Regions from separate parts of the Mus musculus genome. Here region 1 is linked to region 2. Evidence: chromatin loops called from intact Hi-C (ENCODE). Cell type or tissue: left cerebral cortex. All regions are shown on one strand. Each heading gives the region's core, and the rest is flanking DNA. Links, peaks and the distances in the headings are about the cores only.

Region 1 (15,494 bases), core at 7,183-9,682, 180 kb before region 2:
AACCTGGGAGTATTTTATTCATAGATTCCTTTGCTCTTTATTTGATGACTTCAGACAGGTCTCCATAGAGTAGCCTTTTTAAAAAAGTTATGTGCTTAATTTGGTTTTCTATAATCTTCTGCAAATGAGCAGAGCAATGTGTTTTCCTGATAGGGTTTTGGGGGAAATCCTTCTGTAGGTTATAATGTTCTCCAAATTTTGCTAATTACTGTTTTTATTTTGTAGTGTGATATGTTTAATCAATTCCCTTAAAATGTGCACTACTTTCATTGCTTTTTCACATGTATATGTAAATTATTACAACTTTACTTTTAATTGGGAGAGTAAAAAAAAATCTGTCAAGTTTTAGACCATAGCAGAATCAAGTGTTAGTTTCAATAAAATAATTGCATTAACTGTAAGCCTCTTGAATTGCAAATGGACAGGCTTGCCCCTCCCCAGACTACTCTAATGGCTTTAATGGCCATTTCCAGCTCCTTAAGATTCAGGTGGCCAAACTTTGCCTTACAGAAAAAAGCCCAAGGTCAGGCCACAGAATCCCACCAATCCCAGGCCACAGTGGGAAGCTCTGCACAGCCCCTCTCCAGAAACCCTATATAAAGCCTGCCTCCTGCTCAGATATTTGCTGCTTTTCTCTTGAGTGGATGTGTCCTCTGCTCTCTTGTGTCTTTCCCAATAAATCTCTTGTTTGAGATTTGTTGTGTTGTGTGACTTTGTGGTATTCCTTGGCTCCCAACTGCCAGGATACCTTTCCCCTCAGAGCTGTAACACTCATACTATCAGCCTTTACTTAACTTCCTCTGGCTTTTAGGAAACTTAATGTTTACGATTGCACTGCTAAAATCCCCTCTCTGGGGAGTAGGTAAAGATCTAGCCCCGTCCCCATCTCCTCTTCTTCTTCCCCCTCCTCCTTTTCCTCCTCCTTCTGCTCCTCCTCAGGTTTTTAAGGACAAAGCAAGGTCCCATTACATTGCAGCTCACCTTGGGGAACCAGTGAGTTTATTGGTCTTTCTTACATATCACGGGTGACCCCCCAGCAGCTGCATTAGAAAGTCACCACCTGGCATGGATGAATGCTTCCCCATGGCTGCATACATGGAGACCTTCCCCTGCTCTTTCACAGCCTGTAACCCCATGGGTTTTCATGGCCAAGTTTCCTTCAGATTCTCTGCTATGTATTGTTTCCCATGAAACATTTTACGCTGTGGTTAGGTTCCCAGGTCAGTCCACAATAGCCTATTTAGTGGATAAAGTAGAAGAGAGCCTGCTGTTTCTCTAGTTTAGGAACCAAACCACCACCTAATTACACTGGAAAAGCTATTCAAATACCAATAGGTAGAAATAAAATTTCGGAGCCCTATCTGTTCATCAGGCAGGAGCTGCCAGTATTCAGAGCTAAAGCTTGCCCTCCTATAATCTGGCCCCTGCTTCCTCTAAGCTGTTCCCATTGGTTGCTCCCCCAGAGTGATAAGAACACTCAGGAAGTATCGTCTTCCCAGGCAGAACTCTAAGTTTGATATTTTCTGCAAAGTGTGAGAGTCCTGGTTTGCCTTAACCCCCTGGTTCTAGTGTGAGAGATAACAAGGAGGTAGGAACAGAGAATTCCATATGCCACCCTGGACTGCCCATCCCCTCAAGGCTCCCCAACCCTCTTTCTTTATCTGATGTTTTCAATCACTTCTGCAATTTCATCTATCCTTTGGAGAAGTATAATGTGGCTTTGGCATCGTTCATCAAAGCAGACATAAAAGAGTTTGTCATGGTCAACCTCAAGCTCGGTGGATGAATCCCAGGGGTCACAAGACTCTGTCACATAGCTCCTTATGTTTTCATGATGCTACTGGTCAACTCTTCTCAGAGATTTGAGAAATAGAACTTTGAGACATGCCCGTGTTTCTGTTTTTTAAAATAACATTTCCTTACCTCTCAAGGGCCAACTAGTTCCCATTTTGGGGCTAAAACTCCTCTGTCTGTGTACTTGATGTCAACACCTTTGATACGCCCAGAGATAAATAATCCCCACTCGAATGTAGTCCCCACCCCATAGGATAGCAAATTAATTGTCTGTTGCTCAGGCTTTGGGGGAGGCTCAGGTGGCCCAGGCATCTGAGCAGACTCCCCATGCTCTTAGGAATATTTATTCCAGAGAACCAGAATCAGAAGGTGCCTAGTGCCTTGAAGGAATCAGGACCTGCCATGCCCAGAGATGGTTCTTAAACACCTGGACAGCTGCTTTTCACAGCCCAGCATCGTTTCCTGTTATAATGAACCTTGGGGATTTTTTTTTTGAGCCTTAAATTCTTTCTTTCTTTCCCCAAGAAATACACATACCTATGGATGGCCTATCATTTGAGATAGGTTCTAAAAGAACTGAAACTAGCTGTTGGTTGAAGTGGCCTTCCAGGTTAAGGGAATCACTTCTGCGTCTTCAGCTTCCCAGAGCTGTATGAGCCAGGAGGGCACGGGTGTGTGCCCTGTGAATAGCTTCTTTGCCTGTCATGGCCCAGTCATTACAACCAGTGAGCAAGTACTGATGTACTGGAATGTATTTAGGTCCATTTTCAATCCTTTTCCTTGACTTTTGCCTAATCATCCTTTCATGCCCTTACCCCCATTGCAGGACACCTACCACATTACACATTGCATTTAGTCAGTGTGGTCACTTTAGGCCCTGGAGAAATTTTCAACTTTATCTTGTCTTTAATGATTGATGTAGTGCCGAGGTTGATCAGGTGTTTTATAGATGGCCCCTTAATTAGAATTCTTTCATGGTTTTGGTCAAGATTAGCCTGGAAGGGTTTTGGTGGAAGAAAGCACTGAGCTGGTTCTACTTGTTGAGTGGCTTTGTGATTTGGGGTAAGATGGCTAATCGATCCCGTATCTGATGCTCATATGGTACTGAAGTTGCTGGCTGTACAAGCTGAGCTGTGTGATTGGGGATTCAGTTAGTGTTAGTTCAAGGTGCTAACAAAACATTGTCTTCTAAAGTCCTGAAAATGGCCACTAAGGAGAGAAGAAATGGGTGGGGTCAAAAAGAAGGAGGCAAGAGGCAGAGATGGAAGGGAGAGAAAGAAGGAAGGAGAAAGAGGTATCAGCCCACAGTTTGGGAAGAGAAGACACTGAAATCAGTAGTTGACCATTGCCAGGGAAAGCAAGTAGGGAACAAAGATTTTGGAAATCAGAGTGTGAAATATTCTTTCTGATTTCTGATTATATTTAGGTTGTCTTAGAATAATATTTTTGGTGATTTTGTCAAGAAAAAGTCCTCGAAGTAAATTAGAAAGGTTGGTTGGTTTGTACCTTCAAAGTAGAGAGTCAGGATCGTCTATTTCCTGGGTAGTGTCAGCTCAGTCAAGCCAGAAATCCGTCTCTGATCCAGAGTGTCTGGCGGAGGCCTGAGGCGGTCACGGAAGCGGCTTCCATTAGTCACATTGTTGTGACTGGCAGATGGGCTGGAACACTTACATGTGGTATTCACATCACTGAGGACTCGACCTCTGCCTTCCGCTGAGGGGATCAGAATAAAGGTGCTAAAATAACAAAGGTTGGGATGTGAGAAGCAGGCTGAGATGTATTTTGTGCTTCACCAGGAAGTGTGCATTGAATTTTCTTTTTCTTTTCATCTTGGTAAGTAGAAGTTTGTCAAAGAACACATGCAACCATGCTATGTAGTTGACTATAGGTAGAACCACTTTGGGTACTGCTACTACTTTCCACAATCTAGGAAAGGCTCTAACTCTGGAATGGTGTGATATTAAGATATGTCCTTAGCCATGTCACATGAATCCTTGGGTACTCTTTGTTACATGACAGTTCAGATTTCCTCTTCAGATTTCAGTGTTTATACTTGGTGGGTTCCATTATAACTTCTCTCTTAGAGGTTAAAAAAAAAGCCTGTAACTTGGGGCACAAGGTCAGCCTCATTTGCCCAAACCTTAAGTTAAAGTATTTAATTGCTGAGTAGACTGGGAAACTCTTATATGAAATAAAAGCCCTCTGACTTTGTTTTTATAACACCAACCCTATTTGGAAAAGGCTTTTCACTTAGGAGAAAAAGCAGAAAGGCTATCTTGCTGTTGGACAGGCCAAGCTTGCAGAAGTGGGCTCTGGCTAAAGGAATGTAGACATCTGCAGACATCTTTCACAGAGGCCAATTTCTGCAATGATGTGGTCAGATGTGGTAGAGCCCAGCTGTTTGCTCTACTGAGAGAGGCTTTAGTTAGCCCACACAGCCTCCAAGTGCTGTGTCTGAACTGGCTCCAACAGCAAGCCTGTTAAGGCTCACTATCCCCAGGGTGATGGAGTTTGGTAGGAGAAGTTGCAGATGAAGTCCCACCTAACTATTAAAAACAAAAGTATCACAATGGGGAGGTAGACCATGCACATTCTCCTCTTATTCCATGGACTGTTAGAATGCAGGCAAAACATAATTTATCCCTTACCTCTAGTCTATTGGTAGACATGTTGTGATTTTGATTATCTATGTCACCACACGTGCCATTGAGTGAAATACCATCTTCCTTTCTGAATACCTCTGTGCCCTAAAGTTTATTGGTTCAGAGGATAGACTCAGATGCAGATTTCCTGAGTTCAGATTCATCCATGACATATTGCTAAGCTATGGGACTTTGGTAGTTGGTTTAACCTTCCTAAGGCCCTAATATCCTCAGAGTAAAAGATAATGACCGCAATAATCACCTCCAAGAGTTGCTCTGAAAATAAAACATAAGAATGGAATCCTAGCGGTTAGTGGAAAATTCTGTTTCCTCTGAATTTTAATTCGTCTTAATTTGCTAAGGGCTGCTGCTATCTCCACAGAACACTTAGCTATATGACCTTTAAGGAGCAGTGCGTCAACAGAGAGGATGATTAAAAAGAAAGAGAAAGTCATGTGCGTGCTATACTCTCATTTACACAGGAGTAACTTAATTAAAGAATTATCTTCTTTGTAAATGCTGTTTGTACTGAAACCTTAGAGTAATATCCTCTATAATGAAAACAGCCCCATGTGTCTCCTTAGACTCTCTCACGCCTTACTGCCTTCCAACTAAAACAAGACATTCATTTGTTCCTAGATTAGAGCCTTTTTTGGGGTGTGTGTGTGTGCAAGTAGAACAAATTCTGCTCAGCTTGTTTAAGAAATTTCTATTAGCTCACAATTCTCAAGATTGGAATCTCAGGAAAGACATTGTAAATCTCTACCACTTTCTGTGGAGCTATACAAAGGAGAGTCAGAACTACCATCGGATGGTGTGGGTTGAAACAACTGAAAATTTCAAAGTATGTTATTTATTATAAAAGATAAAATTAATGGCTGGGCGGTGGTGGTGCATACCTTCAAATACAGCAGTTAGGAGTCAGAGGCAGGTGGATCTCTGAGTTTAAGGCCATCCTAGTCTACAATAGTCTACAGGATGGCCAGGGCTACACAAAGAAAGACTATCTCAAACACCCCCCCCTCCCCGCAAAAGATAAAAGTGTAAAATAAAAGTCAAAAATGTGAATTAAGCCAATCACACTCCATTCTGCAGATCTTAAAGGAGGCATGGTAAAGTGGTGCGGTGCTCGGTGCTCCGGGGAGTGTGGAGAAAGGAACAGGGTTGTCTGTTTCCTTCTATTCAAGCAGAGCATTCTGTTGCTAGGTGAAAGCATTCACACTTTAATACTGATGCCTTGGGTTAAAGGTGAGGACCAGGTTATGAGCCAAGTGTTTACCTGTGAAAGTATGAGCAGGGTTGTAAGGGCAGAAAGTGGCGGCGAAGCAAACCATCTCCCCACTGCTGGCCTGACGCACAGTCTGTTTTCAGTTCGCATGCTTGTGTCTGTAGTGGCATCTGCTACACCCATGCCACTATGTCCCCACTCAATAGCCGTCTGTTTCCTAGGAAATATGTGTTTAGCCCATTGAGAGATGAATACCTTGTCTCCTTCTGCTTCATTTCTTTAGTGGGGTGGTTTGGTTTTTATTTGGTGGAGGGCGGGGTCTCACTGTGTAGCCCTGGCTGATCTGGAACTTAATATTAAACCAGGCTAGCCCCCAAGAGCATAACTTTTATTTGTCGGTTGTTTTGAAATTCTATGTAATATTCTTAGCACCCGTAGTTCTTGAATCAGTTGTCTTATTGATTTCCAACCCCCTTTTTTCCAACTTGTTTCTAAATTCATGCTGACTGTGCCATTATTATCTGATTATTTATTACACTAACTTGTCTGTGGTGTATTTATCTGTGAGCCTGTGTGTGATGGCCAGAGGGGTACATCAAGTGTCACATTCACTGTTGATCTTTTGAGACAGGATCTCTCACTGAATGGAGAACTATGTTGGTGACTGGCAAGCCCTCTAGATCTCCTGTCTGTGTGTGCCACAGTGCTGGAGTCATGGGGCACGTGCGGTTATATCCATTTTTTATGTAAATTTGCGCTCTTCATCCATGGGCATCGAAAGCTCTCTTACCCTCTCAGCCTCTCCCCAGCTCTGTGCTGTGACTTTTACACTGCAGACACTTAGAACACTAACTTCCTGTTTTGTAACTGTGATAAATTCTTCAGCCTTCTATGCTTTTGGTAATGGAATGATTCTATAAATAGAAAAACAATAATGTTCATAGTATTATAACTTTTCAATACCTTGGGAAGAACCTTTTGCGTATCTTGCTTTGGAGGATAGAAACAACGGACTCTGGACTTTTTCCATAGGCCGTTTCACCTTGTTATATGCAATGCCACTCCATACGTGCATTCATTTATGTCACAGAGTTCTGGCTTTTACTGGGCACCCTGCAAAGGCTCAGGGGCCTTGTGAGGCATTCCTAGGATTTGGTGTGGGGGCTGGGCTGGATCCAGTGGAGCTGTTGTAATGGGCCATTGGTGGGGAAGGATTGGAGCTATTGACTTTGGCTGGCTTGTTATTGAAAACCGATAGACTTTAGGTTTGAGCACCCTCCTCCCTATACCCCTATATTCTATTTTTCTATACATCTGTGTCCAAGCTTTTGCTTGCCCAGGATGTTCTGCATTCTGAAGTTTTGGATGAGACTTTGTCACATGAGGGATAAAATGACAAGATCTGTGCAGTTAAATTATTCCCCCCCCCCAAGCTTTAATTGTATGAGTGGGTTGGCTGATTCTCGTGGAAGCCAGAGGAGGGTATGTGACAGTCTCCTCCATCCCAGGATTGGAACTACAGATGGTTGTGAGTCAGGTTGGTGATGGGAACGGAGCCCAAGTCCTCTGGAAGAGCAGAAAGTGCTCAATTGCTGAGCCACGTCTCAGATATATTTTTAGTACACTTTTGTCTCTTCCTGCAGAAAATGAGTAGGTGAGATGACTCCATCTGGATGCTGCTGCTCTTTGGTTCTCCCGTTCTCCTTCTTACAAGCAAAGCATGAATGTCCATTATTGTATGGATATGAATGCACACACACACACACACACACACACACACACACACACGCACAGACACACACACAAGCACACATGCTTGCATGGCCACATTCTCTCTCACCGACTGTAGAGAAGGCAAACATCGTATTATCACAATGCAAGCTGAAATCAATGAAGTCCAAAGAGGCCGAGGAAACCTGGCTCTAGACCCTCAGTTTTCCTGCTGCTGAGTATGAAGTTCAAGGCTGCTGCCAGCCCAATTCTCTCCCCTGACCCTAACATTGAGGGTGCATTGTACGCTGTAGATTGTTCCAGAACTTCTGGAACTATAAGCAAGGTGAAGGACAGGAACAGATTTTACCTGAGTCCCTGCCTGCAAGAGGGAGAAGAGAGAGGGACAGCGTACAAGCAGGCGGCCTTTGCATGTAGACGTAGGATGTATCCAGCTCAGAAATACATGTTAGCTGTGCAGTTGATTTATTCTTGAGGGACTGTGGTATTTATACTAGAAAGCTTTGGAATGTCTTCTGTTTTATAAAAATTGACTGTAAAACATGTGACCTTTTAAAAAATAATACTTTTTAATCTTTGAGACTTTCATATTATGCCCACTGCTACTTCCCTCCAGCTCCTCCCAAACTTCCCCCAAAATGTCTCTGCCCCGACTTCATTAGTTGCCTTTTCTTCCTTTTTAGCTAATAACTTACTGAGTCCAATTACTGCTGCCCATGTGGGCATGGGTGAGGGGCTGGGACTTCCTCCTCCTCAGTCATCAACTGCCCAAAGTTCCGGAGCTAGGGATGGATAGTCTCACCATCCCTCCCCCATCCATTCTGGAATTTTGGCTGGCTTGATCTTGTGTGGGTAACCATAGCTGCAGTGTGCTCATGAGTGTAACAGCCATGCTATGTCCAGAAGACAGCAGTTCACAGCTCTGCTCCCCATTTTCTGGCTCTCACATTCTTTCCACCCCCCTCTCTCGTGATGTTCTCTGAGCCTCGGGTCAGGAGTTTAGATGTGAGCACTCAGAACACAAACCTTCTGATTAGCTCTTGTTGGCAACTAGCATCAATGTTTAGGCTTCAGGACACGCACGCTGAAGAGCTGAGTGCTTTTCTGTTGGTGTTCCGCCTTGCCTTTCAGATACAGGTATAGCCACACCTTCACCCAGCTCTCCCCAGGAACTCTTAAAGACCCACTTTCTGGATTCTGAACGGAGTCTTTACCCCAAGACATGTGACAAGTTGTCTGTAAACAGTAACGCCAAAGTGACACTGCTTTTATTTTTCTAGGGATTTCTGGTATTGACTGTTTCCAAGCTTTTGCTAAAGAAATATTTACATGTTTGGCCCTTATTTTTTTTCAGACTGATGGTAGAGTTTGAATTCCTGTAATTTTTGTGAAGGAAGAATGTGGTAATAGTTGGGAGGTGATCTGGGCCAGAGAGGGGGAAAACGTCATTTCTGAGAGTAGACATTGAAAACTTTGTAACAGATTTCAATGTGACCTTTCTGATCTGGGTTGGTAAGAAGTTGGCTTAATTTAGACCTGTACACATCGCTCCATGGATTTTGGCACCCGAGCATTTGAAATGGCAGGTATCTTTTTGGCATCTCCCAGTTTTCATTTCCTGGTGTACTGTGTACATGTTGGTGTTAAGGGGTTCCTACCATGCCAATATGTTCAATGTTCCAAATGTCCTAAACTACCCAACTTGATCAGGCTTCTATATTTTAGTGTTCTCTGTCTGCTGGGGTTTGCTTGATCACTTAGAGGGTTCTCTCTCTCTCTCTCTCTCTCTCTCTCTCTCTCTCTCTCTCTCTCTCTCTCATATTTGCTTATTTCTTATTTTTCAAAGTATGGAATTCTGTGTTTTGTTTCAGACCCAATGTCTGTGGATCACGTTATAATGCATACTGTTGTCCTGGATGGAAAACCTTACCTGGTGGAAATCAGTGTATTGTTCGTAAGTAAATGGATAACCTGTCACTCACTCAAATGCTATCGTGGCTTTCGTTGCATACTTGCTACTGAATACTATGAATGTGTTTACAGCTCAGCCTTCTGGAGATAAGAGTTTCCTATTTTTTCTGAATCCCATTTGGGGAACACAATAACTTTCCAAAGCACTGCCCTTCTTTAATCAGGGATTTCCTTTAGAACATTTCTAAATCTACAGAATGGAGCCATGGGGACTCTTTGATTACAGTTGTGTGCTGTTTGCACGTGCTGCTCCTGGCTGCATAGACGACTGTAATCATGCTAATGGGATTTTGAACAAGGGCTTCTCATTGCTCACTTCCTCGTTTTAATTTCTCCCTGTTTGGCTGTAATGTGCCTGGGCCTCCTCAAACCACCTACATTAAACTTGAGGGAAAGGGCAGGTCTAACTCTTGGACAAAGAGCAAAGGCAGTGACTTATTTTAATGGTCAAAGTCACGACTGGCTATGTCAGTACACACCACCATCTCAGAACTCCAGGAGCTGAGGCAGGAGGATCAAGAGCTTGAGGTCAGCTTGGGCTACTTAGTGAGACCATGTCTCTATAAAAACCCAGGCAAGGTGTTATGCACTTTAATCCTAGCACTTGGGAGGCAGAGAAGGTTGGATCTCTGTGAGTTTGAGGATAGCCTCGTCTGTCCATGCCAGCCAGGACTATACAGAGAGATCTTGTTTAATCACATGCATGTCCACACACCAAGAATAAAGAAAAAAATTTACTAGTGGGGTAGGGATGGTGGGATTCAGGGTTTTGTAAAGGAGCTTGGCAGTAGAGTCCTTTCCTCCTAGTTCTTTGGAATTCTCTGGAAAATTTTCACTAGGCATCAAAATAAATGTTGCTGTGATTCTATGATCTCTCATCTGGGAACAGTTTGTCATATCTATGAAACCATTTACCATGTTTCAGTTGTGTATTTACCCTGTTTATTATTTTAGCCCTTTTCATCATGTTTGCCTCTTACAGGCTCTCAAGGAGTTTGGGTAAAGGACCACAGAGTCTAACAAGTAGTGAGCGAGTCTTAGTTTGCTGAGAACTACAGCTTGTCTGCCATTTAATTTGCTCTAGAGGACACTAGCAGAACACTTGGCTCTGGGTGACACTGGTAGTGTGAGTGTCTCCTTGACTTGTAGAATCAATTCACAGTGGTGGATTCCGGATTCTCCCCTCAGGCTGCCAGTATAATTTGGAGCGGACCGACAATTAAATGTTTATAATAAAATCATATGCCAAGAATACGGTTATAAGATTTCCATTATTAAATTATAAATTAATATAAGAACAGAGTTCTCATGAGATTTTTATTTATTTGGTTTTCTCTTCATAGCCTGTCCAGGGACACTGAGCGAATGGGTTCTGTTGAATAAGAGAAAGGGAAAGAAATACCAATATCAATAAGGGAGTTACTGATTTCAAACTAGTTTCTTTACTCTGGTAGACTTGCTTTGTACATGAATACAGGAGGGGCAGTGGGCCCTGGGCCCTCATCTGAGCCTTGGACCCTATGCCTAGTTGTGTGCTGAGGAACTCTATGCTGACAGACTTCTGATTTGATTTGCAGCCATTTGCCGGCATTCCTGTGGGGATGGATTCTGCTCGAGGCCAAATATGTGCACTTGCCCGTCTGGTCAGATATCTCCTTCCTGTGGCTCCAGATCCAGTGAGTCTAACATGTCATTATAGACAATATTATTTTATGTGGTTATGCCCTATTTTCCCCTAAATTTGCTGTTAGGTTTTTTTCTTTGCCTGCAATACATTTCCCTCTGACTAGAACATCTGCCTTTTTCACTTTGCCTGGAATTCTTGGACAGGCATTCCTGGATCTAGCCTCCCACTTCTTTACTCTTTATATGAAAATTGCCTATGGGGTATAGTTACTAGGAAGAGCATAAAGATTATCACCTTCAATGTCACACAGCCCCCGTTCATCTCTGTATCTTTAATAGAAGCACTGGAGAAAAGTGTTCACAGAAATGGTCATAGAATGAACGGTTTTTTGGTTCCAGAAAATGAATCCCCCCCTTTTTTTGTGCTACCGAAAAATAAAACTGATTCAATGACAAACTTATTTGAAACTCAAGACATTTGCCTTTCTACAAGGAAACCACGAGACTCAGTGACATATGGACATACAGACATACAGACATGATATAAGCATGCTGTTTATTCTGTCTGGCCACACAAACATCCACAGTTCATGCTAGAGAGCCACCCTTCTGGTTTTACTGTTTCTTTTATCTTTAAGTGTGGTATCCAAAGTATTGAAAAGGGGGACATGTGGGGACCGGGAGGCTAGTCCTTTCTTAGTTGTTTAAAAAGTTAAAGTTCATGTGTGTATAAACAGTCCTCAAAATTTCAACTGTTGCCAAGGCAAAACAAATGTGTATTCCTATTTCCCTTCTAGTTTCTGGAGGAGAAAGTGCACACCCTTACTGCTATTCTATGTTGGATGGGATTTTCAGAGTCACTGGTGTGGTGCAAGTGTGTTCTTTTTTTGTCTGGTGCCAGGAGAGACTGCAGTGTGTCAAGATTCCCTGTCTGCTGAGAGGCCTCACATTGAGTTGTGGCTGTTATGAGCCCAGTGGCTGGCTCCAGTGAATTGTCTGGTACAGCAGATCTTCTTAGTGTCCACTCATGTCCCTTGGCGTTCATAGGGGAGCACATGAAGTCGGCTTGAAAGCTTGGTCAACATTTTTCTGTCCAGGGATGATCCAGAGTAGAGGAAGTGAGGGGTGTGGCCAGCTCAGTGGACACAGAAGCAACTTTCCATTGGTGACAGATGGAGCAGCTCTGGGGCTTCTGGGCTAGAGTTTGGATAGCTCTGAGATTTGTTCTGCACTACTTCCTAAAATTCCTGACCAGAACCCAGCCTCAGCCCATAGTTCGCTTCCTGGAATCACTCCCAAGCAAACTACCTTTGCTGAAATTGTCTCAGAGTCTGCTTCTGTGGAACCCAAGTAGAGCTGGCCTAATACTAAATAAAGCTGGTTGTAGATCAGGATAAAAATTCCCCCGTGACCTAGGAATCTTAACTCCACACACTGAGCATGGCATACTCGTACTTGATTTTAGCCTGGTTTTACGTGTGTGTGTGTGTGTGTGTGTGTGTGTGTGTGTGTGTGCGTGAGCTGACTCTACCCATCAAAGGCACCCAAACTGGAGGAACAGAAAGAGACAACCAAGTCAACTGGCCATTTCAGGAACATGCAGGGCATCTCTATGTGTACCCCAAAGACCCCAGACTGCCACTGAGGAGAGACAGCCTCAGTATGGGAAAGAGCAAAGTTATCAAAACGGGGATAAAACCATCCTCTTAGACTGGCCTCTCTTATCTAATGGTCACCTTAAGGGAAGAAAGTCACAGCTGAGTGTCCAGATAGAAAGTTAATCCAGTGACAATGTGAGTGCTGAAGATGTCTGTGAGGAAAAACCATGGGATGTGGACAGGATTTTAACAAGGCTAGAGATGGTCCTGGTATGCTTCAAGCTAGTCATGAGGTTGGAAGAAGTATATCAGTAAGGCCCTAGGCCAGATGTAAGCTAGAGATTTGAGTCTGGGTGTTATGGGTGGTGCTTCCTAGAAAGTTTGGATCTGTCTGGGTGCCTGGACTTTGGGCAAAGCCCCAGAGCCAAGTGTAGATCAGAATAGTGTGTAGAAAGACTACTACTTCCTCAAGATCTTTGAGGTATATGGAGTCTTAAAAATTATTGGCTTGAACTCTCTTAGAATTAACATTGTCTTAAGAGCATGAAAAAAAATTAAAGTTGGCAATATTTAAAAAAATTAAGTGTAGCTGAAGATAGCCAAAATCCCTTTCTGGTTTTTGGAAATGATGTTTATGGATTAGTTGTGTTGTGTTAGAGAGGCGTGGTCATCCTGTAAAAGTTGTCTGTGCATATGGATCATTTGATAACTCTCCTGCTAATGCTAATGGGATAACATCCATCAATGAGATATTGTCATTCAAATACCTGTTCTTCTAAAAGGGCCCAGTTCCCAGGGTATCTAACCTTTTGGTCTTGTGACAGAACACTGTCATCTACAGCAACCCTGGGGCACTTGCAGCCTGCAGGCTTCAGGTTGGGCAGGTCTGATTTCCATCATTTTTACTACTCCGTCCTATGGAAAAAGAAACTCTAATTATTATGTGATGGGGGATGAAGGGTTGTGGATCTCTGACCTCTTATTGTTCTGGTCTGATGGAGGAAAGGCTGGAAGGAAGCTGTTCTTGCAGGTGGTGTTTGACTTGAATGGCCCATGAATCCTAAACGGGAAGACATCTCTCCACAAGTTTTAATCCCCAGCCGGCGATTCTCATGGGACCAGAAGGATTCAGCTTCCCTTAGACCTAGCAGGACTCTGGCCACTGGCCACTTAGGCTCACAAGTTGAAGAAATATTAGACAAAACGAGAGCTGGGGTTTTTCTTTGTTTGTTTTCCTTCTGGATTTTAATTCCAGTTCTGGTTAGGACCCTATTTAAGTTTCTGAGTCCAGGGTTGGATCCTGAGCAATCCTACTTCTTATAAAGTCCTACCATGTTTATTAAATGAGTTTACAACCCTCCTTAAATATGTATGTACACATACATTTGCAAATTCATATTAGCTTGCAATACTAGGATAAAGAACTGTTTCAGGGGGCTGGAGAGATGGTATAGCAGTTAAGAACATTTGTTCTTCTTGCAGAGGACCCAAGTTCAGTTTTCAGCATCTATAACAGTAACTCACAACCACCTGTAATTCTTGATCCATGGGCTCTGGCACCATCTTTTGGCTTCTGTGATACAGGCATAATACTCATAAAATTTTTTAAAAAGGAAGGAAGGAAGGGAGGAAGGGAGGGAGGAGGGAAGAGAGGGAGGGAGGGAGGGACAGAGAGAGGAAGAAAGGGAAGGAAGGAAGAAAGAAAGGTGATTTAGAGGGCTGGCTTAGTGGTTGGGACTCTGGCTGCTCCGCAGCAGGACCCAGGTTCTTTTCCCTGATGCTCTTGCCAGGTGCCTCACAGCTGTCAGTAAGTCCAGCTCCAGGTAATTTGAAACCTTCTGGGCTCCTTAGGCACCCATGCCCATACACATAAGTACAATTTAAAAAATTATCTTAAAAAAGAAAAATGTTTCAGGCTGCCATAACTAAATATCATGGAACTTTATTTTATGGTTTTAGAAACTGGGAGTTGTAATCAGGGCCCTGGAAGTTTTCATATAAGGGTACATATTCATAGCTGTCGCTCTCTGTATATTTCCACATGACAGCAGAGTAAACAGTCTCCTGGTCCTCCTTGGAAGGGACTGTCTCAGTTATTTCCCCACTGCTGTAATAAAAATACCCCAGAGAAAGGAATTATCTCGCTCACAGTCTCAGGCTAGAGTTCATCACTGAAGGTAGGTCAGCGTGGCAGGATCTTGAAGCAGGAAGTCACATCCCATGTACAGTGAAGAGTAGAAAGCATGAATGCAATGCATGCATGCCATTGCACTCCTCACTTTCTCCATCTCTGTTCAGTCCTGAATCCTAAGCACGGGAATGGTGGCACCTGCAGTGGACAGCTACTTACCCTATTATCCTAGCTCTGTCTGACCTGTGATCTGCAGACATTTCCGAGCAAGCCTTTCTCCATGGTTTGCTTTTTCCGAATCAGTAGGCTCTTCCACCAAGCAGGATTTTAAAGCCAGTGCACTGTAGCTTATCAGCCCTTCCTCTGCTCATTCATGCTTCTGGCATCCAGCCCCAGAATGTGTTGCATAGTCTTTGATCACAGAGATTCCTCTCTAACTTGTCTCTAACTGTTTATAGTTTTACATCAACATCTGTGGTTTCCATGGAGATACATTTTGTGTTAAGAATGAGGTTGGGGTTAGGGTCAGCTGTTACCTATGGGTGTCCAGTTGCTTCAGAAGAAACCAAAATTCTGTCTTTAAGCATTTAGTTTTGCCATGGTTTGTCTCATAAAGGTTGAGGAGATGGTGGGAGCGATGAGTGTTCCCCAGGGAAGGTTCCTCAGGTTGTTGGATGTCCTGGAAGGAATTGTCCTTTGTGGCCTTTCCCCGAGGTGAGTCATCTTACCCTGCCACACACTCCTGCCAGTGTGTGCTCCTTGTAGGCACAAGA
Region 2 (15,494 bases), core at 5,738-8,237:
AAACATCTTACTAGATAAGACCGTCAGAGGTTCTTCTATGCCGACCTGGCCCTAGGTCCTAGATCATCCTGTAGCTGGGGAAGAAGTCCCTGATACCAACATCTGCCCATGAGCTTAAAAAGTGAGCTTCACCTGGGATCCCTGTGAACTCTGGCAAGTGTAAGGACTTGGCAAGAGGTAACTCATGTAAGCAAAGAAACATGTTCAGGGGAAACATCTCTTCTGTGTGCAATTTGTAAGGAAACAAATTTACATTTTTGTAATCTGTGGCAGTGGGCCACTGCAGATGCTCACCTCAGCGTAGGCAATGGCTTCCCCAAAGATACACATCTGTAATCACCGCCCACCTCAGTGAACCCTGCCCACTCTCTGTCACTCTGGAATCAACATGCAACTTGAGCAGGAGGAGGCATAGGTGAGAATGACTGGAGTTTCAGGTGAAGGCCTAGTGACCCTTTCCTGACCTAGGATTGCTTGCAAGTAGCATCATCTACGCTGATGAAGACGGTGACCAGGCTGTTAGACTCAGAGTCTTTACTTCACATGCCCTCTCTCTGCTTACTCTCATGAAGTCCAAGTTTGTCTATGCCTGACATGTGGAAATGTTCACATACATGTCCCGCTCACTCTGAGACGAAAACAGGTAGAAGAGAGGCTCTGGGAGGGGTGTGGGACCAGTACCTTCCCCCCCACTGGAGAAAGGGTGTGGGCAGAGAAGAGAAGAGATCATGGTAAGAGTCATGCAATTATGGCTATAACGCAGTGAAACCCACTCCCATTAATTTGTACAATTTGGGTATGTTATTTGATTATAATATCAAAGGAAATGGGTGGAAGGAGATAGGAGAAGATGTTCTTGAGGCTGAGAACAGCCAGTTGCGGCTGAAAGGTTCCTATTAGTGGACTGGACAACTCTGAAGGACCACAGCACTGTTTTCCCACCAGCCGCAGGGGAGAGAAGTTGGCCTCTCAGCAGTAGAGAGCTCAAGAAGGTCTCCATCTGAGGATGAGCACAGGGACATCCTCTCTGGTTAGGACAGGTGACCTCCCAGGCAGGAAGGCCTCTGGGGAGCAGAGGCTGCCACTAGCAAATCTCACACCACTTGTGCCTCTGTGCAGGGGCTGAGTCTGTGATAAAGCACTCTTGAATTTCCAGGCGTTTAGACACCATCCTTCAAGTCCAACTTACTTGGTAGCTCTTAATATGTCTTTATTAAAAGTGAGTCCGGAAGCTAAGGCTGCGAATACAGACTCTGTTAAGGTGGGAGACTGTGCTGAGATGAAAAATAACTTTGGGTCTATAGTATAGGAAAGGATTTTGGGGGGGGGGTTGTTTTTGTTTTTGTTTTTGTTTGGTTCATCAAAATCAACTAGGTAGATTGATTGATTGATTTTTGTCTTTCTGAGTTGTTCAATTTTATTTCATTCAAAGAGAAACTACTAACCAAAGAAGTCCAACTGATGGCCTCACTTAAGTTTGTTCTAGATGCAACAGAAAAGAATGAAGGCGGTGGTTCTCGGTCTTCTTTTCCCTTTACCTAGCCTTCCTCAGCCTTCCTGTAATACGGTTCCTCATGTTGGGTGACCCCCAACCATAACATTATTTTGGTGCCACTTCATAACTGCAGTTTTGTTACTGTTAAGAATCATAATGTAAACATCTGTGTTTTCATCTGTGTTTAGGTGACCTCTGTGAAAGGGTTCTCACCCCACAGGTTTAGATCAACTGAATTAAGGGAACAAGGAGATTTTCAGACTTGACATCTCTTTTGATATCTTCACTTAGATCTTTCAGTGCTAGGGAGAATTTCAGAATGAGTTTTTACTTCGTTTTACAATTCGTTTAAACATTTAGAATATCTTTCAAATCGATTCGTTGACAAATCCCTACATTTCTTTAGCTAAGAGGAACTGCTAGGCCTTGGGTCCCGCAGAGCCACTTCCTCCTTCTTTCTCAGCCCACCACCTGCCTTCTTGCCAGCGCCTTGCTGTGACTTCTGGGCTGGCCCGGTGAAGCTTCCTACCCAGGCCTGTTCAGCAACTTGAACTCCATCTTGCACTTTCTTACAGATCTTGACGAGTGTGCAACCAAGCAGCATAACTGTCAGTTCCTGTGTGTTAACACCATCGGTGGCTTCACATGCAAATGCCCTCCTGGGTTTACCCAGCATCACACTGCCTGCATTGGTAAGTAGGAAGGAAAGCCGTGTATGGGACATAGATGTTCCGGTTCTGGTTAGAGACTCTTTTCTAACCCCTCTGCTGCCGGATAACACTACACCATGTTCAGCGTATGGGGGTGCACGTGTTGGACCGTGCACACACGATAGGAAGTTATTGACCCTATTTTGGACTTCTCTGGGTCAACCTTCTCCCTTCCTTTCAAGCGTTGGGGGTGCATCACTCTCCTCTTTTCTCCCACTGCTTCTCCCAGATAACAATGAGTGCACGTCTGATATCAACCTGTGTGGGTCCAAGGGTGTTTGCCAGAACACTCCAGGAAGCTTCACCTGTGAATGCCAACGGGGGTTCTCACTCGATCAGAGTGGTGCCAGCTGTGAAGGTAGGTATAGCCCTCAGCTGGATCCAGCTAGAAGCTCCTTGTAGAGATAGCGTATGTGGCTGTCAACTTCTGTGAGTTACAGGAACTAATATCTTTTCTGGGTGTGCTGGCCTACATCTGTAATCTGAGCACTTGAGAGGCAGAGGCAGGAGGATTGCCACAAGTTGGAGGTCAGCCAAATGTAAATAATAATTAGGCAAACAAAGAGGCAAGAATGAAGGAGACGAAAACATCTCTAAGCAAGGAAACCATTCAACTAACGTCCAGGCTGTTTGCATGGGCCCCATGTCTCAGAAATGTACTTGCTGTACCAACAACTCACACCTCTTCTACGTAGATGAAGATTGTTTTGTTTAGGTTAACAATTTAACTTAGTAGGAGTAACTCAGCCTCAATGTCTGACATTTGGGGCCAGAGCCCTTAGATTCCCCCAACATGGACAGTACATGCAGGGAATAATTCTTCCACAAACGTATAATTCATGTTCAAATTTTAATTCTTAAGATTTTTACGTCCTTATTGATAGTCCTCAGTTTCTAATTCCAGTACCAATAAACACAGATAGTTTCCAGAGTTATTCCACAGCATTCTGTGACTTACGACATTTTTATCTGTAGACTTTCTGGGAAATCTCTGGATATTGGTGTAGATATTCTTGATGTTTTGATAGGATACATTTTTAGGAGAAGGGTTTACTTCTAGAATCGCCTTTGAGCGTCACAGGTTGAGGCTTCAGAGAGCCTGAGAGGCAGCTGCTGTGGGACTCACAGGAGCCTCTGCTTCTTTTACAGATGTGGACGAGTGTGAGGGTAACCACCGCTGTCAACATGGCTGCCAGAACATCATCGGAGGCTATAGGTGTAGCTGCCCCCAGGGCTACCTCCAGCACTACCAATGGAACCAGTGTGTAGGCAAGTAGCTCCTCGTCCTTAAAAGCAGCCTGGTTGCTGGCCCCTCGCAGAGCCTGAACTTCCTTCTGATGTAAAGTTACTGAGCCAACAACAGCCCCCTGAAAGTTTCTCTCTCCCACTTGAAACCAAAGGGAAGTGATAATCTAACAGCATGTGATAGAGTAAGTGACTTTTGGACGTAATGGGGATGAGATGCCCTTAGACTCCTTGACGCCATTATATCTTCCTCTTCTGCTGCACTGTTTGTCATCAGCGCACACTGGGGATCGCTCTATGATATCAAGTTCCTTGAAGATTTACTTTGGTTTCAGGAGGATCGTGGCCAGGTCAGAATAAGGCAATTAAGGTTCGGGGTTCCTGTTGCCCCCAATCCCAAACAGGGCTCAGAAGGCTCAAGAAATAAAGTTATCTAGAGTGAGCACTGTCATGGACTGAAACGGTTCCGCCAGTGTGGTGCTATACAGAGCCGATCTCTTGGACCAGCCTCACCTGTGTGCCCACTCTTAGCTTGTCGAAGGTTCACTTTCCTGGTGGTTGAGTTAGAGGTCAGGGGCCATTAACACCATTCCTTTCTAGAAGCAAATAGCAGATTTCAACTTTCAGCTGGATTGGGACCCATTTGGCCCTACCATAATCAAAAATGGTATCTATAACGTACTTCATTCCTTATTTAAAATAGAGAAAAGAATGTAGACATTGATTGATTGTATCTTTGATTTTTCTAGTTTAGGATCCCTGTAACCTAAGGGACCTTGAATGCAGACTTGAGGTCTTTGGATTTAGAGAATCTTCAAATAGACAAAGCCAGGCTAATGGCTGGATGGAAGGGGAGGGAAAGAGAGAAGGATTTATATCCACAAATAACACTACACACACACACACAAATGACACAAAGTATTTGAATTTATCAGCAAAACTCCTAGGCCTTCCACTTTCCCCACCTATTTACTAACTGCAAATGCATGGCATGAACATAGAAGGGAGATTGTCTGGGGAAAGAAAGGGAATGGAGGCAGAGAAGAGGAGCGTACAGGAGGGGAAATATGGTCAAAGTACACAGCACACTTGGGTGACAACGTCTTACTTAGACTCATCACTGTGAACAACGAATATACACCAATGTAAGTAAGTATTGGTGGGCTGGTGAATCAGTTCGGTGCATAGAGGCAGCTGCTGCTCATCTCACAAGCTTGGAGAAGCCTCCTAATGCTCACAGGACAGTAGGAAGGTTTGTTTAAATGAGTGCAAACCCTGCCCCATGTTACTGCCTGAAATGAGTGCATGGAATCTCTCCCAGCCACATAGGCTTTAGTCATGGCTCAGACACTGGAGCCACAGCTGGTTTGGATAGGCATTCAGAGAGAAAACAGACATACCAGGAGGTATGACTTAGCCTAAGACTGGGCACCTGCAGGCCCTTGCAGAGGTTTTGAAAAGGAAGTATAATTGGGGCAGATAAATGGGGTGGACTCCCCTGTAGGATAGCAACCATCCTTAGACCTGCACATTCAAGCCCAAGAGGAGCCTCTGGGGTTGTGGGTCTCTGCTTTGGGGATATCCATCCTGAGGGCACTTGTGACCCAAGCATACTGATAACTGTCCAGTCTCTTCCAACCCCCTCTGAACTCCAAACTATAACTGTGGTTCTGACTCCTATGGAGCAAAACATACTAGCACTGGCTTTTAGTGAGAACTGGAGTCTGAGGCTCCTCTTAGTGCCATCCTGGGTATTTTGCTGGGAGCATCTAAACTCTTGTACAATATTTAGTCAGCATGGAAAGAGGCTACCTGCCTTCCCTGCCTCTCTCCTGTACTCTCCAAACTGGCCACCCTGCCTGCTTTCTTTTCTGAGAGCCTACTTACATACCTATAGGCCAGCTTGTCAGTCATGAGGAACATGACCTAAATTCCTCCTTAGAATTCTATGGCAAGTATCATACATGTAACGTTGTCTTGTTTTCTCTGCAGATGAAAACGAGTGCCTGAGTGCACATGTCTGTGGAGGAGCCTCCTGCCACAACACCCTGGGGAGTTACAAGTGCATGTGTCCCACCGGCTTCCAGTACGAACAGTTCAGTGGAGGCTGCCAAGACATCAATGAGTGTGGCTCATCCCAGGCCCCCTGCAGTTACGGTTGCTCTAATACTGAGGGTGGCTACCTGTGTGGCTGTCCACCAGGATACTTCCGGATAGGCCAAGGGTAAGTATTATTCTTCCTGCCCTCAGTTAATGACTCTGTAAATATATTACACACACACACGTATATGTGTATGTGTATGCATATGTATAATCCCAGCACCACTTGGGAGGCAGAGGCAGGCATATATATATATATATATATATATATATATGTATATATATATATATATATATATATACCCTACTAGAGAACTGCGCTTTCTATAATCCTCAGGTTCATTCCAGTTAGCTTTGAAACCATTTGAAAGGAGCATCTGTAAAGGCGTATCCAGATTTCTAGAAACTCCTAGAACACCCAACAACATAGTGCAGCCACATGGTTCATATCTCACTGAACAGCTTCTGTCTCATATCCTTCACATCTTGCTGAGAGCTAATTGGTTTCTCCAAGAATCCTCCTCAGGATCAGCCCACGCAGAGCTGGGTGTACTCTACACAGCTGATGGCTCCCATGGAGCAGGCTGGGCTCTCTCCACTTAGGATGCTTTCTTTCCTGGCTCCCATCAGGTTATGGATAACTTGCTGGGTGTTTCTTACCGTTTTTAAGGCATCTTTTGTCCTTTGCTCTTGAATTTACATTAGAAATAATTTTTAAAAAGCACACTAAATGTGAGTTAGAATAATCAGCTGTATTTTCCAAGTAGAAAATTTTATGAATGATGTGAATATGAATATGTTTATGAGAGTTGAGGCAGAAAAGGAACACTGTTTTTATCAATGGCTTAAAATTTTAATAAGTTTTTAAAGCCAAGTTCTTCCCTAATGACTTGAGTGTATATCTAATTTATGAAACTTTGTTCTTGATTTTGTTTTTGAGACAGGGTTTCTCTGTGTAACAGAGCCCTGGCTGTCCTGGATTCACTTTGTAGACCAGACTGGCCTTGAATTTACAGAGATCTGCCTGCCTCTGCCTCTCAGGTGCTAGGGTTATAGGCATGCATCACCACGCTCAACCTAGTTCATGAATATTAATTAATTAGAAGTCTCTCTTAATTAGAACTCTATCTGTCTTTCTTTGTCTCTCTGTTTTTCTCTGCCCCTACCCATCATACACACACACACACAATCACATACACACTTATCCCAAATATGAACTCAGAGGTCCTGAAGTCTATGACACACTGGCTTTCAGACACTTATTCCAGTCTGTATAAACTTCAAGGTAGAAGAATTCTATGTGGGAAGCTCTTGGAATGCCAGCGGTAGGGCCCAAATTCCCAGATGTCTGTCTGGCTCTCAACTGACTCAGTATTTTTTTTTACAGTTTAATGCCAGAACCATTTTTCCCAGAAAAAAAAAAAAATGTGACACTCCAAACTGGCTTCATGCCAGTGGGATTTTGTAGCCACATTTCTTATAAATGGTGCTCCTGGGACAAGAAAATACTGGAGAAGAGTTCTGAGAAGGGAGCCAAGCCTGCAGATTTGGGCTTATTTCCTGGAGCCATCGTACAGCATTTCCCGTCCCCCATCATTTCCTTGTTCATTCATGTTCCATGCTGCTAGGTGAAGAGGGACACAAATGTGTGCACTTAGAAGACCCCAGGAACTAGAAACAAGCTCTGAAGTACAGCAAGACACAAGAGATAGGCGGTTCCTTGGTGTTGTATTTTGAATCCTATGGACAAATATAGGAAGGAGCTGTGGCAGACAAGTCAACTCTCATAGAAAAGTCAACTATCATAAGTTTGGTGCACATTTTGTGGTAGAAATCCACCCTTAAAAGTCAACTATCATAAGTTTGGTGCACATTTTGTGGTAGAAATCCACCCTTTTATAACAGCTTTGGCCTCCCTGTGATGTCACTTGGGTGCACCCCCCCCCCCCCCCCCGCAAAATAAGAGCTGTTTTAGGATAATCTCTAGGTTCCCAACACGTTTAGAAAGGAAGTCTAACAAAAACAAATCAGATACTGTGTGGGGCTCATTCCATAGCTTGGCTCCGACAACTGCAAAGCAAAGGAACAAGGATTAGGTCTCTCTAGGGCTTGGGTTTGTTTATCTGCCTTCAGATGAGTCAACTCCAGTGGCCTTAGTGGTTTGAAACGACTTGAAGTTAAACTGTTTCCCACAGTTGGGCAAGCTCTCCTCTGACCCATGCTGTCTATAAGAATGTGTTGTACATCTTCACAGCATGGACCCATATCAACCCACAGACACTGCGTGGACTTCCCTTCCTACCTCAGTATCATCAGCCAGAGTAAACTGTCAAATCGAAGTGATTGCTGAGAACAGGGATTAGGGAGGGATGATGGCAGCATTGGAGTGAAGTGAGCCTTAAGGACCTGAGGAAGAGCACTCCACACTTGAGCCAGCAGGGGGCAGAAGTGATGGAGAAGGCAATGGTTAGGCTATGGACACAGAACATAAAAAACAACATCAGGATATAAAAAAGAGAAGACTGGGGTGGAGGGGTGGCGGGAACAGAGGTGGCAGCAGGAGGGTGGAAGACACAGAAAGAAAGTCACCAAAACATACTGTGCCCAACTATGCCATAATGCTAGCTGACATCCTATATGCAGATCTTAAAAATTAAAACATAAAAATCAAGGCCACAGCAGAGGAAGAAATATGTTGTCCAAGAAAGAGGTCCCAGATATGGGCCACCTGCCCACTCACTGCTGACTCCTAGAGGGACAGCTGGTGGGGGACCTTCCGTACTCCCAGGTTCATAAAAGAGATTCATAAAAAAGATTCATAAAAAAGAGGACCTACTAAGTCACATGATCTCACTCATCTTTGGTCTTCAGTTTTCAGTATGTCTGTCCCCTCCCTGCATGAGCACTGCAGATGTTTGGCTGGGAGATGAAGGGACAAAGAAGTATGCAAAGTGGTATGTTGAGAGAAAGAACTGTACTCAGGGCACTGGGTATCAGAAGCTAAATACCTGGGCACTGGTGTGACTGTTAGAAGCAGATGACTGTCCAGTGGGCAGTCTGTTATCAGTAGGGAGGCTGAACATCAGAGCTGCTGGATCTGACCGAAGCTGCCTTGTGCTCCTTTCTGTGGTAGGCATTGTGTTTCTGGAATGGGCATGGGCCGAGGCGGCCCAGAGCCACCTGCCAGCAGCGAGATGGACGACAACTCACTGTCCCCAGAGGCCTGCTATGAGTGTAAGATCAACGGCTACCCAAAACGAGGCCGGAAACGGAGAAGCACGAACGAAACGGATGCCTCCGACATCCAGGTATATCAGGGTCTCCTTGTCTGCAGATACCTAAGGGCCCTGAGGCTTCTATGCTTTCCTCCAAGGACACCTCCAAGAGTGAACAGTCTCCCCAGACAGAAAGCCCAGTCATTCTCCTGGCTTTAGCAGTATTTTACAAGAGGCCATGGGGTTTGGGGTTTGTTTTATTGTATTTATTTATTTTGGCTGCCTCTTGAGAGCGGCAGTTTGACAGGTTTCATGCTCTTGCTCATTTCCTCCGTCTCACCAAGAAGAAAGTCAAACGCCTACCCGGTGTCTGCAGACAGGACAAGGTCTGAAGTCAAGGATAGCAAGTGGGCAGAATGGCATGCACATGTGGTGTTCCCCACGCGGAGGCCAAGGTGTAGAAAGGAAAGAGCCATAAGGCGTGGTGGCGGGAGAAGGACTTGACTGACAGGAACATAGGATGCTATGTAAAGTCAGGAATGCATTCATTCACCCAGATCTCTGGCTCCAGGCTGGGAGCATCTAGTCCACGTGGTCCCAAAGAGGCAAGCAGAAAGCTCAGTGAGATGTTAGCAGCTCATCACAGCAGGGATGTGTGTCCATAGGTGTGTCCTTTAGAAGAGTTGGTTTCCCGTCAGTGAACAAACTTGAATTAGCCGTGTTCTGAGTCTGAGTATTCGTCCTACAACCCACCTGCTGTGGTTTGGGAAAGGAGATAAGTCTTTGAAAAGAAAACAAACCTATGAAGCAAGCTTTAAAAAAAAAAATCACTGCGTCTGAGTCACCTGGTAGGCTTGTTAGAATGGTGTGCTGGGAAAAGCCCCAGGAATTCTAATCCCAGGGGTCTGGGAGGTGACAGGAATTTGCATGTCTAATGGTTTCCAGGCATGCCAGGCTGCTGGTTCAGGGACCACACTTTGAGACCTACTGAGAGACTCTGCTCCAGTACAACCTGGCTTCCTGCCATCTATTTATATTTTTGAGAATACATCTGTGGCTTAGGCAAAGTGCCTACTAGCTTTGCCTTTTCAGTTTAACATACTGCATGAGCAGAAAACTGTGTTTGGCTTGAGACTTGAGTGGCTTTTTCTTTAGCATGAGAATACTTAGTGGGATTTAACCCATTTCCATGTGTCTTTCTAGGACGGGTCTGAGATGGAAGCCAACGTGAGCCTCGCCAGCTGGGATGTGGAGAAGCCGGCTAGCTTTGCTTTCAATATTTCCCATGTCAATAACAAGGTCCGAATCCTAGAGCTCCTGCCGGCCCTCACAACTCTGATGAACCACAACAGATACTTGATTGAATCTGGAAATGAAGATGGCTTCTTTAAAATCAACCAGAAAGAAGGGGTCAGCTACCTCCACTTCACGAAGAAGAAGCCGGTGGCTGGGACCTACTCCTTACAAATCAGCAGCACCCCACTTTATAAAAAGAAAGAACTTAACCAGTTAGAAGACAGATATGACAAAGACTACCTCAGTGGTGAACTGGGCGATAACCTGAAGATGAAAATTCAGATCTTGCTGCATTAATTCACCATCCAGAGACCAAATAATTAAATGAAAAAGCAACCTTAGGCAGGTAGAATTATATTTTCCCCAAGCCAGAACCTTCACATCATGGTACAATTGTTCACCGAGTCGATCTGTATAAATGAGCACCACTCTTGAATGGCAACACCCAGGTACAGTGATGATCCTAGTTCAACCAACCACTTTCTCAGGCTTCTCGTGAGTAGCTCAGCTACCCTGTCATGCGTATTGATTCCTGAAAACTGGGACATGAATATCCGCTGAGGTTGGCCATTCACGCCGATGGGCTATCTTCCCAGCCTCCGCACAGGAACGCGCTTCCATCTGATGGACTGTTCCGCGTTGGTCTTCAGATCTTGAAACTTTGCTTCTCCGAGTGCAAGCAGTAGGTTTCTGTTGTCTGTTTGGTGCTAGTAAATTCTCAAAATAGATTTATTGATGCACTGTAATAAAGACACGAGTTAGGAACCAAATTGCCAAGTACTCAGTTCAAATACTTCATTTCAATCAACCAAAGTTAGTTCAGTAGCTTATCTCACTTATGAGTATGGTGCAGTACATGTAAATTAAGTGTGTGTACACTGTAACGTGCTATTTTTATCATTGAAACATTTATAAACTACAATAATAAAGCCCTTAATGTGAGGGTTTGTAATGGTGCTTATTAAGACCAAAGACTTGTTAAACATCTACACCAAATGGTAGTGGATTCTCTGAGACTGGCCCACTTGTGCACTGAGGTTGGGGAGGACAAGGAAGCAGCCTCAGCCACCAGAGGATCACCACCGCATCCTCCATCACACAGCATGTGCAATACGCCAAAATCACTCTCAGTCATTCCTGTCAACAAGGGGTTAATGTCATGATGTCACAATAAAGTGATCCTCCCCTCCCTCCCCATTTTAGTTTACACCTTGGTTTTATGTTCTTGTGTGGATTAAGGCTGGAGGGGCCTTTCTGGAGGTGAAATAAAGTCTCCTGGGTTTAAAGTATCCCTGCTTTGTTATCTGTGGCTTCTGTGTATGTGTGATGTAAGCACCAGGAGAAGAAATCACATCTTCAGTTAGTCCCTTCACGGTGGTACCGATTGCTGATGTTTGTTATCTGACTTTCCTAGGAAAACACTTAGATTACAGCATCATTTCTAAAATGTGACCTAGTTAGTCCTGGGGCTTTTAAACTCCCAGATTTAAGAACTCCCAGATATAAAATCCAGTCATTCTCTTCGAGCTGAACTTCATGCTCCTTCCCCTCACGTACACAGCATTGGCAAGGTGTTCCATCCTTTCCCCTGAACATCTGTTGTTGGTCAGTGCTAGACTAATTACAGAGAGCTGATTGAATTGAATCCAACTGAATGTTGCATCTCTTGGTTTTCAAATGTCCTAACTTGAAAAATGGTGGTTTATTTTAAATGCAACATTCAATATTTAACTGTTAAGCTCATTTAGTTAATAGAAGAAAAAAAAAAAAAAAAAAAAAAAAACAACTCCCCCAGGCCAGCAAAACTGTGGTAGTGAAAATAAGATGAATTAATTTTGTTACATGAAGGGAGGTCGAGAGTGGAATTTTCCAAGACATGGGAAAGTCCTCTCAAAGCCATGGGAGCTGTATGCTAGAGCCAGTGGAGTAGGCTATGAGCGATGCTTTCCCAGAAGACACAACTAGTGTCAAGTGCTGTAAGGCTCAGTTTAACACATACCTCCTTAATGAGAAGGCTACCTATGGTGAGGATGGGCTTCCTTGCAGTCTGCTGAGTTCAGCTAGGTTAGACAGGGCACCGGTATCCATTTAATGCCTGTGGATACCCTAAAGAGTCTCTTGTTTTTGTTTGTTGGTTGGTTTGTCTGGGTTTTGATTTCTGGGTTTGTTTTTTAATCTCTGGTTTTGCCAGCCAGAAGAATGTTGGCCACAGTTGTTGCTCAGCAGAGATGAGGCAAGGATGCGAGGAATTGGTGTCTTAAGCTGGAGGTTGAAATACACCCCAGAGTCTCCTTCAATGCTGCACCTCTCACCTAGTGATGGAAGTGCTAGGGAAGGATTGACCACATCTGGCAAACTGTGGATTTCATAAGGAAACCGCCTTTGATAATATAACCAGAGCTATAGTTCATTCAATAATAGACTGTCTTTATGACAAACAACAGAAGAAAATGGAGTTGGCACATGATAGACCACTTTGATATTTCTAATAGTCTAAATCTGGATTTTATTTATCCCAGAGCCAGCAGTGTTGAACAGCATATTTTCCATGTTTCTGACGGTAACACAACGTTTGCCTCATTGTTCCACTGTAAATATTCTCTTGTGAAACCCCTTCCTCTCCCGGGCTTTCGACCTGCACCTTTCAATTGTCCTATACCTTTCCATTTTACTTGTGATAGTCAAAGAGTTTGCGCTTTAAACCATGCAGAAGCTTGAAAATACCCCATCTCCCCCACAGCCCATTTCATTTGCCAATAATTATTCTGTAAGTAGCATTCAAGTGAACTCAGCTGCCCTTGTGAAGTGTTTTAAACTTGCATAAACAGCTACATTTTTGTGCAACAAATTGTACTTTACTCAGCCAAAATTGCTTTGGATGCTGCCATTACAAATACTGTTTCACTTCAGAAATCATGCTTGTAAATGAGATGGGCCAAAAAAAAAAAAAAAGGATAATTGGGTTGATAATATAAATATGTCCATACCTATAAACAGCTGGGATTTTCAAATAACAGGTCAGCTTTGTCCACAACCATGGACTTTATTCGAACTTCAACTGTAGTTTTTAGAGACATATTAGAAACACGGTTATTCACTGGCTTAAGGACATTGTTTTTAAAGGGTAGGAGATCAATACCACTAGAAAGATTGACTTTCAGACACACATCCTCATAGGCATGTGTTTGGGACATTTGACACCTCAGGACCTGGCAACACTGCCAAATCTGTTATTTCAACTAACTGCTAATGAATCCAATTTCTTTTTCTTTAAAAAAAAAAAAAAAAGGCATGCCATCCTTTTAGAGAGTGAGCTGTTTGCACCCTCAACCCTTGCACATGCATGGAAGGGCCACTCGATTGTTGGCAAGTGGAAGGTGTATCCTCTCTGCCAGTTGAATCCAGTGCTAGCAGGTAAGTTGTGATTCATGCTGGCTCATTAGCCATTATTATTTTTGACCCCTGTGACTATTCATATTTCAAAAAAGTATTCAGCACCCTGGATTCTTCTTTGACCCCTGGGATTGGTTACAGTGTCAGCTAGAAGTCACCAAGGCTTCTCAGTATTTCTCCAATCCAGACAAGAACTCGGGTTCAAGGTTAAGTAGCGCAGAGGTGGGGCATTTGGCAGGGCGTCCTCACTCAGCACTTCCTGCCTGACTTCCATCCCCACCTGACCTAGTCCTTGCAGCTGTGCTGGGAGTTGCAGAGCTATGAAGAGATCCGGTTCCTCTTCACCCTAAAATACTCGCTTGGGGAGAATTAAGTTGAACATAAACGGTGAAACTTTTGGGGCCTGGAAATGGAGATATTTGAAAACATCCACCCCCCCCAGACACTGACAGAAAGGGGTCACAGACTGGTGGAGTTGTGTCTACATGGTGAGCTGAACCCTGGAAAAGAAAGCCAAAGCTGTCAGAAAGGATTAATGGGATCTTAATTTGTCAGAACTGGGTGTTTTCCTAACCACACAAACCCAGCATTGAGGGGCTTTTCTATACCTTTCTGTTTTCCACCACATCGAGACCATCCTTTTTGGATGTGTTCTGTGCCTCTCTCGGGTGGTCCCAAGATCAAGCCTCAGGGCTGCAGACACCAACAGGGGACAGACCTCTTTCTGGCCTGCTGCTTCCTGTGTTCTTGTGGGCTGACTGCTCCAGGGTCATTTGCAGGCATCATGAATTCCTAGATGAAGCCAAAGTCTGTGCTACAACATCCCAGGAAACAATGTCTCCAGGTTCCATCTGCTGTCCACCCACACAGACACACAGACATACAGACCTCACACCTACTGGAAGAAACAGGAAGCCCCGCCCACCATTCTCAATGCTCTCCATTGATCATTGACAAGACTTTCTCCCCAGAGACCATGATTTTTTGACCTACAAAGAAAGTACACTGAGAGTTATTTGACCCACTGCGAGGGCTGGGAGCGACTCCTTTGTGTTTCTGAGTCTGGTAACTAGTGGTAACTGCATCACCCTCTTTGTATTATCTGACATATTTATTACCCCCTATACATATTTTTTTCCTTAATTTAAGCCCTGTAATCTATGCTTCTCTGATTCCCATCTCTGCTTGGATATTTACTGGTACACAAGTCTGAGGGTCTTGCCAAAGGTCTCTGACCGCACAGAGGTTGAGATGAGACTCAAACACCCTTCTTTATCTTCAACAGTGTAGCACGCACCCAATCACTGCTGGAGACAAAGGGTGAATGACTAACGCAAGGTATGTTGGTGCAATGTAGAAATCTGTCAAGGTAGAAATTACACATAACATTTGAGACCTAAAGAGTCTGTGTTATAAATCTCAGTTTCACAGCCCTCGGAGACAACATGCAAGAGGCCATAGCACATTCACCTTGCACATCGATAATCACCAAAATCACAGACCCGTTCTTCCCTATCTCCCCCACATAATACTGTGGTGATCTGCACAGAAAGCTGTGAGTTTGTTTGTAAAATTGGATCCTGTCAGTTCCTGCTAAAATTATAACCAAAATGTCCTTTAGAATATTATTGCCTCTGTAAGCATAGGACGAAATTGATATATAAGACTAATATTGAACATTGATATTGAAACACTAAGACATGGCCTTAATCTAGGGGTTTATAGATAGCAATTGAAAAGTGTTTTAAATATTTCCACATCATTGATCTGTAGCAGAAACTAAATAGATAGTCACCAACTCTGCTTCTTTCTTCAGAACCCACCGGAAGACCAGAGGTCAACAGAAGGTTTGGGGCTATGTGCCAAGACACTTACCAAGAGGATCTTAGAGTAAATGACATATATTCTTTCCATGTCTGTTTGAAAACAATGAATAAAAACATGCAGTCCTTCCCACAAGAAACCAAGTTCATTGCCTTAAGCCTCTGAAAGTCTGGGAATTTGATACAAATTTTATCTGGAAACATTTTGATACATATT

What was found. Peaks named below come from ENCODE experiments on the same cell type or tissue, not always from the same donor. Only the 100,000 strongest peaks of a DNase experiment are listed, where the experiment ranks them.
Region 1: a loop joins it to region 2, with 12 times the contacts of the local background. A loop is called at or near these places in 2 of 42 quality-filtered maps.

The regions. Positions count from the first base shown.
Region 1 is chr2:125,473,045-125,488,538 of GRCm38, reverse strand. Fbn1 (fibrillin 1) reads left to right here. Exons shown (of 66, transcript NM_007993.2): 3 at 9,267-9,349; 4 at 10,944-11,042. Among named protein-coding and RNA genes, the nearest start is that of Fbn1, 26 kb to the left of the region's middle. In left cerebral cortex, for the core only: no CTCF peak of the experiment used is centred there; DNase peaks (open chromatin) are centred at 7,230 and 8,275.
Region 2 is chr2:125,296,450-125,311,943 of GRCm38, reverse strand. Fbn1 (fibrillin 1) reads left to right here. Exons shown (of 66, transcript NM_007993.2): 61 at 2,071-2,187; 62 at 2,435-2,563; 63 at 3,355-3,474; 64 at 5,443-5,674; 65 at 8,684-8,858; 66 at 9,969-11,350. The coding sequence ends at 10,358. Among named protein-coding and RNA genes, the nearest start is that of Dut, 57 kb to the right of the region's middle. In left cerebral cortex, for the core only: a CTCF peak has its summit at 7,972 (motif pointing right); DNase peaks (open chromatin) are centred at 6,075, 7,005 and 8,019.